Linked DNA regions of Homo sapiens: region 2 is linked to region 1. The links are chromatin loops, found by intact Hi-C in ENCODE. Cell type or tissue: MCF 10A. All regions are shown on one strand.

Region 1 (5,000 bases):
ATGATGTTAGCTGGTTATTTGGCTCATTAGTTGATGCAGTTTCTTCCTAGCCTTCATGGTCTTTACAATTTGGCATGTTTTTGCAGTGTAGCTGGTACCAGTTGTTGCTTTCCATGTTTAGTGCTTCCTTCAGGAGCTCTTTTTTTTTTTTTTTTAGAAAAGATGGAATTAGAAATCGGAACAAGTTAAATAATGGAGATCTAAAGTCTTAATTATACAGCAATAATACCTGGTATTTAAAAATGAAAATTCACTGGAAACATATATTTGCATGTATTTACCATTTTTGCCTGATATGCTTTATTTAACACAACATTTCATAATCTAGTCTTTCACTAAGGCTTGTAATATGTGATCGAATCATTAAGAATTGATTTATGGCTGGGCGCAGTGGCTCACACCTGTAATCCCAGCACTTTGGGAGGTTGAGGTGGGCGGATCACCTGAGGTCAGGAGTTCGAGACCAGCCTGACCAACATGGTGAAACCCCATCTCTACTAAAAATACAAAAATTAGCCGGGCACGGTGGTGGGTGCCGGTAATCCCAACTACTCGGGAGGCTGAGGCAGAAGAATCACTTGAACCCGGGAGGTGGAAGTTGCAGTGAGCCGAGATCTCGCCATTTCACACCAGCCTGGTGAGAGAGACTCTGTCTAAAAAAAAAAAAAAAAGATTTATATCATTTTCCAACGTTATATATTACATAAAGTATATATTTATATAAAACAAAGGCAAGTAAGTTGATTGCCTGAGTTGGATTCAGAGAAAACTATTTGTATTGTAGATCTGAGTAGTCTAATTTTCTGATTGAAAGTGTTCTCCTCAGCTATGTTATCTTCATGGAGAGAAGGTTAAAGATATTACCCATCAGCAGCTCATCATCCAACTTTCGTCTGGAAAACACATAGAAATATAGCAAAAACACACACTCTAAAATAAAGATGTCATTATAGTCTATCAAATGTCAAGACAGCCAATCAGCACGTTGTGTTCTTCTTTCTGATGCCAGGTATCCTTGTATTTTAGGAGACAAAGGATACCTCTGGAACATTGGACTTTCATTCTCCGAATGGAAGACACCATAGTCACTTAACGTTTGAGCTGCAGTTTTATTTTCTGCCGTAGCCATCTACCTACATCAGAAGCAAAAAGTCATTTCAGTTCATTCAGAAAGCAAAGCACATATATAGGTTTGAACTATGACTGAACAATAGCAAAAAAACAGAGATAGTCACAGCCATTTTTATTTTGGGTATGGGAGGAGGAGGAGGAGAAAGGTTTTCTGGGAAAGAAAGTAGAGTAGTTTCTTCTATTTACTTCGAGGTTTGGACAAAAATGAGCTACCTTATCCACGAGCTATGGGCATTTCCAGTAGGGGATGCAGAGCAACTGTAGCCTAGCCCAGGTGCCCCTTCCATAAATGTAACTGTATTCTAAGAGGGCAAAGCCATTTGGCAGTGTTTTCTCATGGACTTGAAGACGAGAGGACATGAACTCTCTGTCCAAATCAACATATCAAGGTTGCTGATATAGGCAACAGGCAAATACTTATTTAACCACGCTATTTTTAATAACTTTTGTGAGATAGTTTTTAGTAACTGTGTTCACAGCATAGAAAAAAATGATTATACCCCAATATTTTTGTATTATTTATTATTTTTGGGGAGAATTCTGCCATGAACACCAGAGTAAAATATTGGAGGACATAATATGCTTTATTGATTTATCTAATTAATTAGCACTTGATACCAAATGATGGATTATAAATATTTTAAGGAACTTAAAAAAATCTCTCCTAAATATTATGATTTTTAAGTGGTAAAAAGAAAGGAAGATCAGGTTAAAATGTAGAAATTAGACCATGTAGGGCAACTTTCTAAATTAAAATATCTTCAGATTATAACAAAAGGATGTGTTTTATAACACCAGAGGCATTGGTTTTGAGAGTAAAGCGTTGGATTCAGAACAAAGATTGCATTTTAATCTACGTGAATAATGATTCTGTGAGGTATTTTTCATTTTCTTTGCATGTTTTGGGGTAGGATTATATTTGTGGCTTTTATGGTTGCTTCAGGTAGAATGTGCACACTTTTTTAAATTGATGATAAATTAAAAATAAATATTAAAAGAGATGAGCAACCTAAGGCAGTGATGCTTTAGTAACACAGTATGAACTAACTGCAGATTCAGAGATGCTGTCCTGTGCCAGCCTCCCATTTTTAACATAATAAGCTATGATAAAAAGAACAGAGTAACCCTTTCTTGTACCTCCACTGCACCCACATCCCAGTAGATATTTCATTGATAAAATTGATGTTGGATGTGAAGATGGGTGGGTGGGGGTAATTTTTTTTAAATTGGTGAATGCAGTCATTTGTAAAACTGGTAGTAAGAAATTTCTCTTCTAGCTACACGGTTCTCAGTCACAGAACTATCTTCCCTTCAGGAATGCTAATATGAATTTCAAAGTCTACTGCAAACTGTGTAAATGTAATAAGATTATATGTCTCTTGTTCATGACTAAAATTCTATCTCTTCAAATAGACGTGAATTCCCTGGCTTCCCTTAACACTTAGATTCCTAAGGTCAGGGTATTCACGTCTGTTTATGTCAGGTGCCATCTCAGGATTGCATCAGAAACATGTAATGTTTGTACTTTTTTTGTTTTCATTTCTAAAGAGAACAGAAGGACTAACACTCTTTCCAGGCAGCAGTGAAAGAACAAGGAGACGCCCTTGCTCTAGAGGCTCTAAAAACTAACAGAGGAGAGTCAAAACTCAGCCTCACCGCTACTTGGAATGCAAACAAATACAAAAGTTGTGAAACAATGCTTCTTTATGCCAACCATGTCATGAAAAATTTACATGGTGAGAAAAACAATAAAAAACAAATCACTCTTTTAGCTGAGGTGTATGGGGAGTGAGAATTTAAAACCTACTAGAGTCTATGAAACTTAGCAAGTACATAAAGTAACCTGCCACTTAGCAGGATATGAGAAGTAGGAACTGAAAATGGGAAAGCAGGGGGTTTTTGAAGACTTTGTAATTATGCCAGGAAGGGTTTTGAGAGCCTATAACAGAAGAATGACTTCAGGAATGGATTAGAAGGAGTCTACATAAAAGGCATTTTGGGAAATAAAACAATGGGACTTAACAGCTAACTTTATGTACAGAGCACAGGATAGTGATGAGTTGAAATTTCATACTCAATGGGGTTTTAGGCCAATGAGAATAGGATAATATTGACATTAAAAAGTTCACATCAATAATTGACATAAAAATGCACACACAGCACACATACACAGTGAGAGAGGACTTAAATATGCAAGAATAAGTATTTCTAGAAACATAATATATATATATATATATATTAGAATCATTTGTTTAAAGTTTGAAGTTGATGCCATTTTCTTTTGAAAGCACAGAGGGCATGTAAAGGCCTAAGACCTAGAGGCAAACTGGTGTGATGAAAAGGATGCTCCTTCACTTTGAAATGTGAGGGACATGACTCAAATCATAGTTGTTCCACTTGCTACTTGAGTGAACTTGGTTGAACCACTTAACCTCTCAATATTCTTATCTATGAAGTGGATAATAATTCCAATTTTTTGATACTTTTTTACCAGTGCTTATAGTTGCTCAGGAAATATTAATCTATTTTTCTTTTTCAAACCTCGGAAGACAGCAATCCTTAGAAGGCAGGGAAAATGGAAGTATTACAAGACATGTTTTTTTTAAAGTAAGTGAGTGGAAATTAGTGGAGAGATTCATTGTTATATGAATAAAAGGGTGAAGAAGGGGAGTTTTTGTGACCAAATGATCTTCCTCTTAGAAATCCTCAATTAAAAAAAAAAAGAAAAAAGAAATCCTCAGTAGAGTTAGTTTATTAAAGGCTCTTAGATTGCAGCAATAAAGAAGTGTATTACATTTTTTTTTCTTTTAAGTAACAGAGTTTTCTCAAACTCATTTGCCTGTAGACTGTTTATCATGAAATACCACCTAAGATCTTTATGCTATTTAAAAACGTGGGTATGGTATCACAAAAATCACGTAGGGGCAATTTTTAAAAAATATGTGTGTGATATTGTCAAATGTTTGTAAAATAATTGTGTAAACAAAGACAGAAAAATGATTTGGCAATTGAGTAGCTGTAGCTGAATATATAGACTCTAGTCTCAGCAAGTAATTGTAGATTTTTTTAAATAATAATTTTGGGACTAAGGGCTAACAGCAAACAGATATTGAATAGATGGCTTTACAAAATATTTGCCAAAGAAAACCAAGAAATAAGTAGCTTTAAAACTCAGGGTTCAAAGAGTGATGATAGGACCACCCTGTACAATTATGAAGAAAAAAGAGAAAAAAAAAGAGTGGGGTAAATATACTGAAGGTGTTCGAGAGGGAGGAAATACTTGAGTAAGCATGATTTTTGGGTGAGGGGATATGACTGAATGCATAAGTGAGTTCAGGATTTGGAAAAGAAAATCCTTTTTTCTTTCTTCTAAACTCCAGGCGAAACTCAGAACCAAGGTATAAGGGCAATGTGGAAGAAAGATAAAAGACCTCTTTATAAAATGGCTCAATGTACATAGAAACCTCTCTCCCGGTAGTTACGCATGATCTTCTCATTTTAAATCCAGTAATTACTTTTCAGCCCCAAAGAGTTTTCTTTTTTTTTTTTTTTTTTTTAGATGGAGTCTCACTCTGTTGTCCAGGCTGTAGAGCCTGGAATCTACACCTGGGTTCAAGGGATTCTCCTGCCTCAGCCTCCTCAGTAGCTGGGACTACAAGGCGTGTGCCACCATGCCCGGCTAATTTTTTGTATTTTTAGTAGAGAAAGGGTTTCACCGTATTAGCCAGGATGGTCTCGATCTCCTGACCTCGTGATCTGTCCGCCTGGGCCTCCCAAAGTGCTGGGATTACAGGCGTGAGCCACAGCGCCCAGCCCAAAGAGTTTTCTTTCTGAGAGTCCGTAACTCTACTCCTGTTTTGCAGTTTTCT
Region 2 (5,000 bases), 110 kb before region 1:
AGGGACGAGAATCTTATCTTGCCAACATCTTGCCACCTGTTTGGAAGAATCGAAGAATGGGAGAATAAACATGGACATGCATTTGTATTAGCAATGCAGATTCAGAGAAATGGCCCTTTGGAATAGTCAGAAGTAATGGGTTGTAGCACACACCTTTGTTTCCTGCCCAGATCCCCTTGGCCATTTCCCATTTTTGTGGGTGTCAGCCTGAAATTCCAGCTGATATCACCTACATCTCTTTGCCTAAGAATTGTCTCTGTTCACTGCAGTCTTGCTAGGGAATTGGCAACCCCAGGGAGCAGTCTTCAACTATTGATTGAGAGTTGGTGATACACACCCAGCTTCTTTCTTCTCAGTTGAAATAGCCTGGAGGTGTATGTTTGAAGCTGTTTCCTTATTGATTACCTACTCTTTACCAGGCTCCTCCCTTTCCTGCCTCACTTCCCCACTTTGTGACTGGCTCCCTGGCATGGCTTCCCAATAAGTACTTGTCCGGGAATCTTTGTCACAGAGTTTCATTATGACACAGCTCAAACTAAGACAAAGATACTTGGAAAGATATTTAGTCAATCCATTCCTATAGGAGATACAAAATCCAATTCAAATCATACCATGTTGATGATAGTTTTTAAAGAATTACCTTTCAAAGCAGAAATGATATACTATCTCATGAGAGATCATTCAATATTTTGAACAACCCTCAGTCTTTATTCATTATTTGCCATTATTCAAAGGGCTTCAATATACTGCTTCTGTTTTCCCTATGAAAACATAAAACATATTATTGAATTCCATTTATTTTCCAGTTAGGCCATCTGGGTAACATACATCATCATCTTGAGTCTTGTTTTTCAACTATTGAGTCATGTGTGACTCTGGAGGGGGACTAGGTTACTCTTATTTTCATTTTTTAGTTGATTCCAGATTGTATTGGAATAGTTCTGAAAAAGAAAAAGACAAACAGACCTCTACTGGGTGTTAAGGTAATTACTTGTATAGGAAAATTGGGTCTGAAATGTTGGAGAGACATGGTGCTCTTATCTTGTTTCTTCTAGATCAGTGGTTCTAAAACTAGTAGGCATCAGAATCACCTGGTGGGCTTGTAAAAACACATGTTTCCAGCCCCTACCCCAGAGTTTCTGATTCAGTAGGGCTAGAATAGGGCTCAAGAACTTGTATTTCTGGCAAGTTCCCAGGTGATGCTGGTGTTGATCCAGGGACCAGACTTTGAAAAACACAGTTGTAAGCCAAAGAAGGACAATGGGCAGCTTCATAATGTTAGCATATAACAGAGAAGTAGGCTACAGCATGTCTTACAAGGCATGTCTTACACTTAGTTAGAATCAAGAATAGTATTGGTCCAGGCACAGTGGCTCACACCTGTAATTCCAGCACTTTGGGAGGTCAAGGTGGGCGGATCACTTGAGGTCAGGAGATTGAGACCATCCTGGACAATATGGTGAAACCCCATCTCTACTAAAAATACAGAAATTAGCTGGGCATGGCGGCACATGCCTGTAATCCCAGCTATTCGGGAGGCTGAGACAGGAGAATCGCTTGAACCTGGGAGGCGGAGGTTGCAGTGAGCCAAGATTGCGCCACTGTACTCCAGCCTGGTGACAAAGCTAAACTCCGTCTCAAAAAAAAAAAAAAAAAAAAAAAGTAGTAGTATTGGTCCTAATCTTGTTTCTTGTTTCCTGCTGCAGAAGTTATTCTTGAAATTCTTGAAATATTCCAGAAGCAAGCAGTGAGTAAATTTTTTTTTTTTTTGCTTCTTTATTGTTACCTATGAATTACTAAATGATCAAATAGTGGAAAGCAATAGTGTTCTCTTGCAGGAACAGAAGACACGCAATATGTGAGATGAGTTATTTAGGTTTAGAGGAGAGAATTTTCATTTCAGCAGGCTGTCTTTTGCAGACCACCAACTGGTAGCAGTTTGGTGTCAGTGTCCTTACCTAAGGAAATGTGGTGATGACAAATACATTGTATTAAATTTTGAAATGAACCTGACATTGCAGTTGGAAGTGTCAATAAGATCAGGCTGTGCTGTTCACGCTACAGGAATCAGACTGCAAGGGAGATTAAATTAGAAAGTTTTTGTAGCCAAGTTCCTCGTTCCCTTTCATTTAGTTGTCTTGCAGTGAAATTAAAGATGAAACTCTAATAATGTTTGGCAATGAGGGACTCCAAAAGAGAAAAATAGAGACTCATTCTAATCAGAGTTTCCCCATCCACATTTGACGTGAAGGTGGGAGTAGATGTAAACTGGTGAATCAATTTAAATGCTAAAGAGAGAGGAACTGCAATGCAGGTTTAAATATATTTACTGTATGTTGTCTCTATAAACAGGCATTGTATTTTGAATTACTTCCAATTTCCACCCTGCTGCATACGTAGACATTGCAAGATAGCTTTTGTCTTTTTTCTCCTTTAGAAAGGGGCCTAAATAAATGACTGTTCCCATCACTACTCCACCAGTGTTTCACAATCAGACTAAATGTAATCTGTTTTTTCCAGACTTTAATATTTAGAAATAGCTTAGAGCAAATTGCTTCCTGAGTTGTGCCTGTGTCTCTCATAGGAGTGCTGTCTCCTTTTTCTATCTCTTCTGAAATTCTTCTTAGGCAATCGACTTTCTGTTCCCATTCTATATGATTCAAGAAGCAAAATGAGTCATAGATTGTACTGATATTTCAAAATGTAGCTCATGTGATTAAATGGTCAACCCAACCTTTCAGTGAGAATTAATGTGAGATTGTCACCCTTGCTATCCTTTTCATCTTCCCCCCAGACATGTCCTAAGTTTTTCTATTCCCTATTGTATTCCACTGTAATGCGAATAACAGGGATTAGTTATAGCATTAGTCACAGGGACACAGTTTTGTTTTCACTTTCTGAAATGTATTTTAAAGTGGTATTTTGCTGTTTCATATGACCATTGGCTCATTACTCTTGACACATTTACCAGTTTTCCCTCTATGTAGACACAAAAAAAGTAATGAACATGGATAAAACACTTCTCCATTATGACAGAGTAATTTATACTGGTGGTATGGCCAGTATGACTAGAAAAGGAAAAGTAATCAGAGGTTTACACATTCTGTACCTGTTCAAATGTGTTCAGGAAATATAGTGGGGAAAAAAAAAAAGCCTTCCTAGAAAGGCCCTTCTACCCCATGCAAAATCAATAATTTTTTTTACTTAATCTTATAATCAAATATTTTTTGAATTACTAAATTAATGTATACATATACTTTAACTGATTCATGAGTCAGGAATTCATAGTGTGTAACCTTTTGTGCTCTGAAATTCCATAGCTCATAATCAGTGCTCCTTTACCTCTGTTACCTTGATGGTAATTTGCTTCCACAGTAAGAGTCATGTTGTTCCCCTGCCTGAGATGCTTATCCTCCTCTTCTTCTTTGGCTAATTCTTATTTATCCTTTAAAAACTTGAATTGGTGTCCTTCAAGAAACATTTTCTTCACTCTCACTCCAACTATTTTATGCTGGTCTAGAATCTCAAGTGAATATTATGTTTATCACCTGTGCAAGATTATTTGTCACAGCCATTAATGGTAATTTTATTTCCTTTATAGGTTATTGGTTCAGAAATGGGTAACGTTAAATTTATTTAGGTCAACAAGATATGAGAAGAGGGACTTGAACAAGGAAGGGTGTTGTTTTAATTGCTGCTGTGATCCATCTTATTATAACAGGATATGTAGCTTCAGGATAAAGGCATTACTGTGTACAGTAGGTCAGAGATGGAAAGATACTATGGGTCCTGGAAGATACTGTTGAGCCACTGAATCAACAGTGTGAGCACTGGCTGTTATGTGAGACAATATATTTCCTTACTGTTAAAGCCAGTTTCTATCAGAGTATTTAACAGTTGCTGCAGAAATCATTATAACTGATAGACTGCTCATCGTTTGTGTTATCATAACAGTTTGTGATTCAGTTATCAATGCCTTTACTGTATTATATTAAAATTATGTTTATTTCTCTGTTTCTGCCATTTGACTCAGCTTCTCAAGGGCACATACCTTGACTCATTTATCATTTTATTCTTGGCATGATACCAGAGTATCTGGTATATTAAGGTACACTCAATGTTTATAGAATTTGAAAGAGTTATTTCAATTGATTCACACAATAGGCCAATTGGGAACTATTGTTATTTTTTATTCCAAATTTACTGATGAGAAAATTGTAGGCAGAGATGTTGATAGTTTAAAGTCACTAAACTAGTAATTTCTGATACCAGAAGTTTGAACTTCAGTTGCAGGACTCCAAACCAGTGCTTATTCTGCTTTATGAATCTTGGTAAATGCATGTCACATGTACCAACTACATTGACCCTGCCCTGTACCAGACTATGCAATAACTTTCAATAGTTAAGATGTTATTTTTTGGTAAAGTCCAACTTGGCCTGAGATTTATTCTCAATGCAGCATTAGAGGCAATTGTGCCAACTCAGTGGGCTAGACTCATGAAACCTATTCCTAACCATACACTAAGCATGTTGCCTTTTCTTTCCTTAGTGTGAGCTAAGAGCAAGAGAGATCACCTGTACAACGAAAACATAAAGCCCACACACATTTCCCTCTGGCACAAAGTGAGTTTAAGTTAGATATATAGTACATACTTATCTGGTTTTCCCTGCAACTGTAATTCTAATCTTGATCACATTCAGACAGCTAAGCAGCATAGAATTTATTCATCAGAATGGATTGGAAGGAGAGAGAAGTAGAGTTTCTGAAAAAGGAGATATGTGAAATCACAAAGAAGATAGGAGACAGCTCTTTAGGGATAAACAGCTTTTCACTCCTTCATCGTAGAGATATTCCTAGAGGAGGGTGATAGTGGAGCTGCTAATAACACCATATTGAGATGAGTAAGTTTAGTAAAAAACAAGCAAAATTCGATACACCAAAGTGGTCTTTATTACATCAGAGTTCATTAAATATACTTAACTAAGGATTCTTTGAGAAG

What was found. A loop is a pair of places that touch in the nucleus more often than their neighbours do. Peaks named below come from ENCODE experiments on the same cell type or tissue, not always from the same donor. Only the 100,000 strongest peaks of a DNase experiment are listed, where the experiment ranks them.
Region 2: a loop joins it to region 1, with 6 times the contacts of the local background. A loop is called at or near these places in 3 of 110 quality-filtered maps.

What each region holds. Positions count from the first base shown.
Region 1 is chr2:137,285,443-137,290,442 of GRCh38, forward strand. The region is part of intron 12 of THSD7B (thrombospondin type 1 domain containing 7B); the gene reads left to right. Among named protein-coding and RNA genes, the nearest start is that of THSD7B, 520 kb to the left of the region's middle. In MCF 10A, no CTCF peak of the experiment used is centred here; a DNase peak (open chromatin) is centred at 2,689.
Region 2 is chr2:137,176,431-137,181,430 of GRCh38, forward strand. All of the region lies in intron 7 of THSD7B (thrombospondin type 1 domain containing 7B), which reads left to right. Among named protein-coding and RNA genes, the nearest start is that of THSD7B, 410 kb to the left of the region's middle. In MCF 10A, no CTCF peak of the experiment used is centred here; a DNase peak (open chromatin) is centred at 2,601.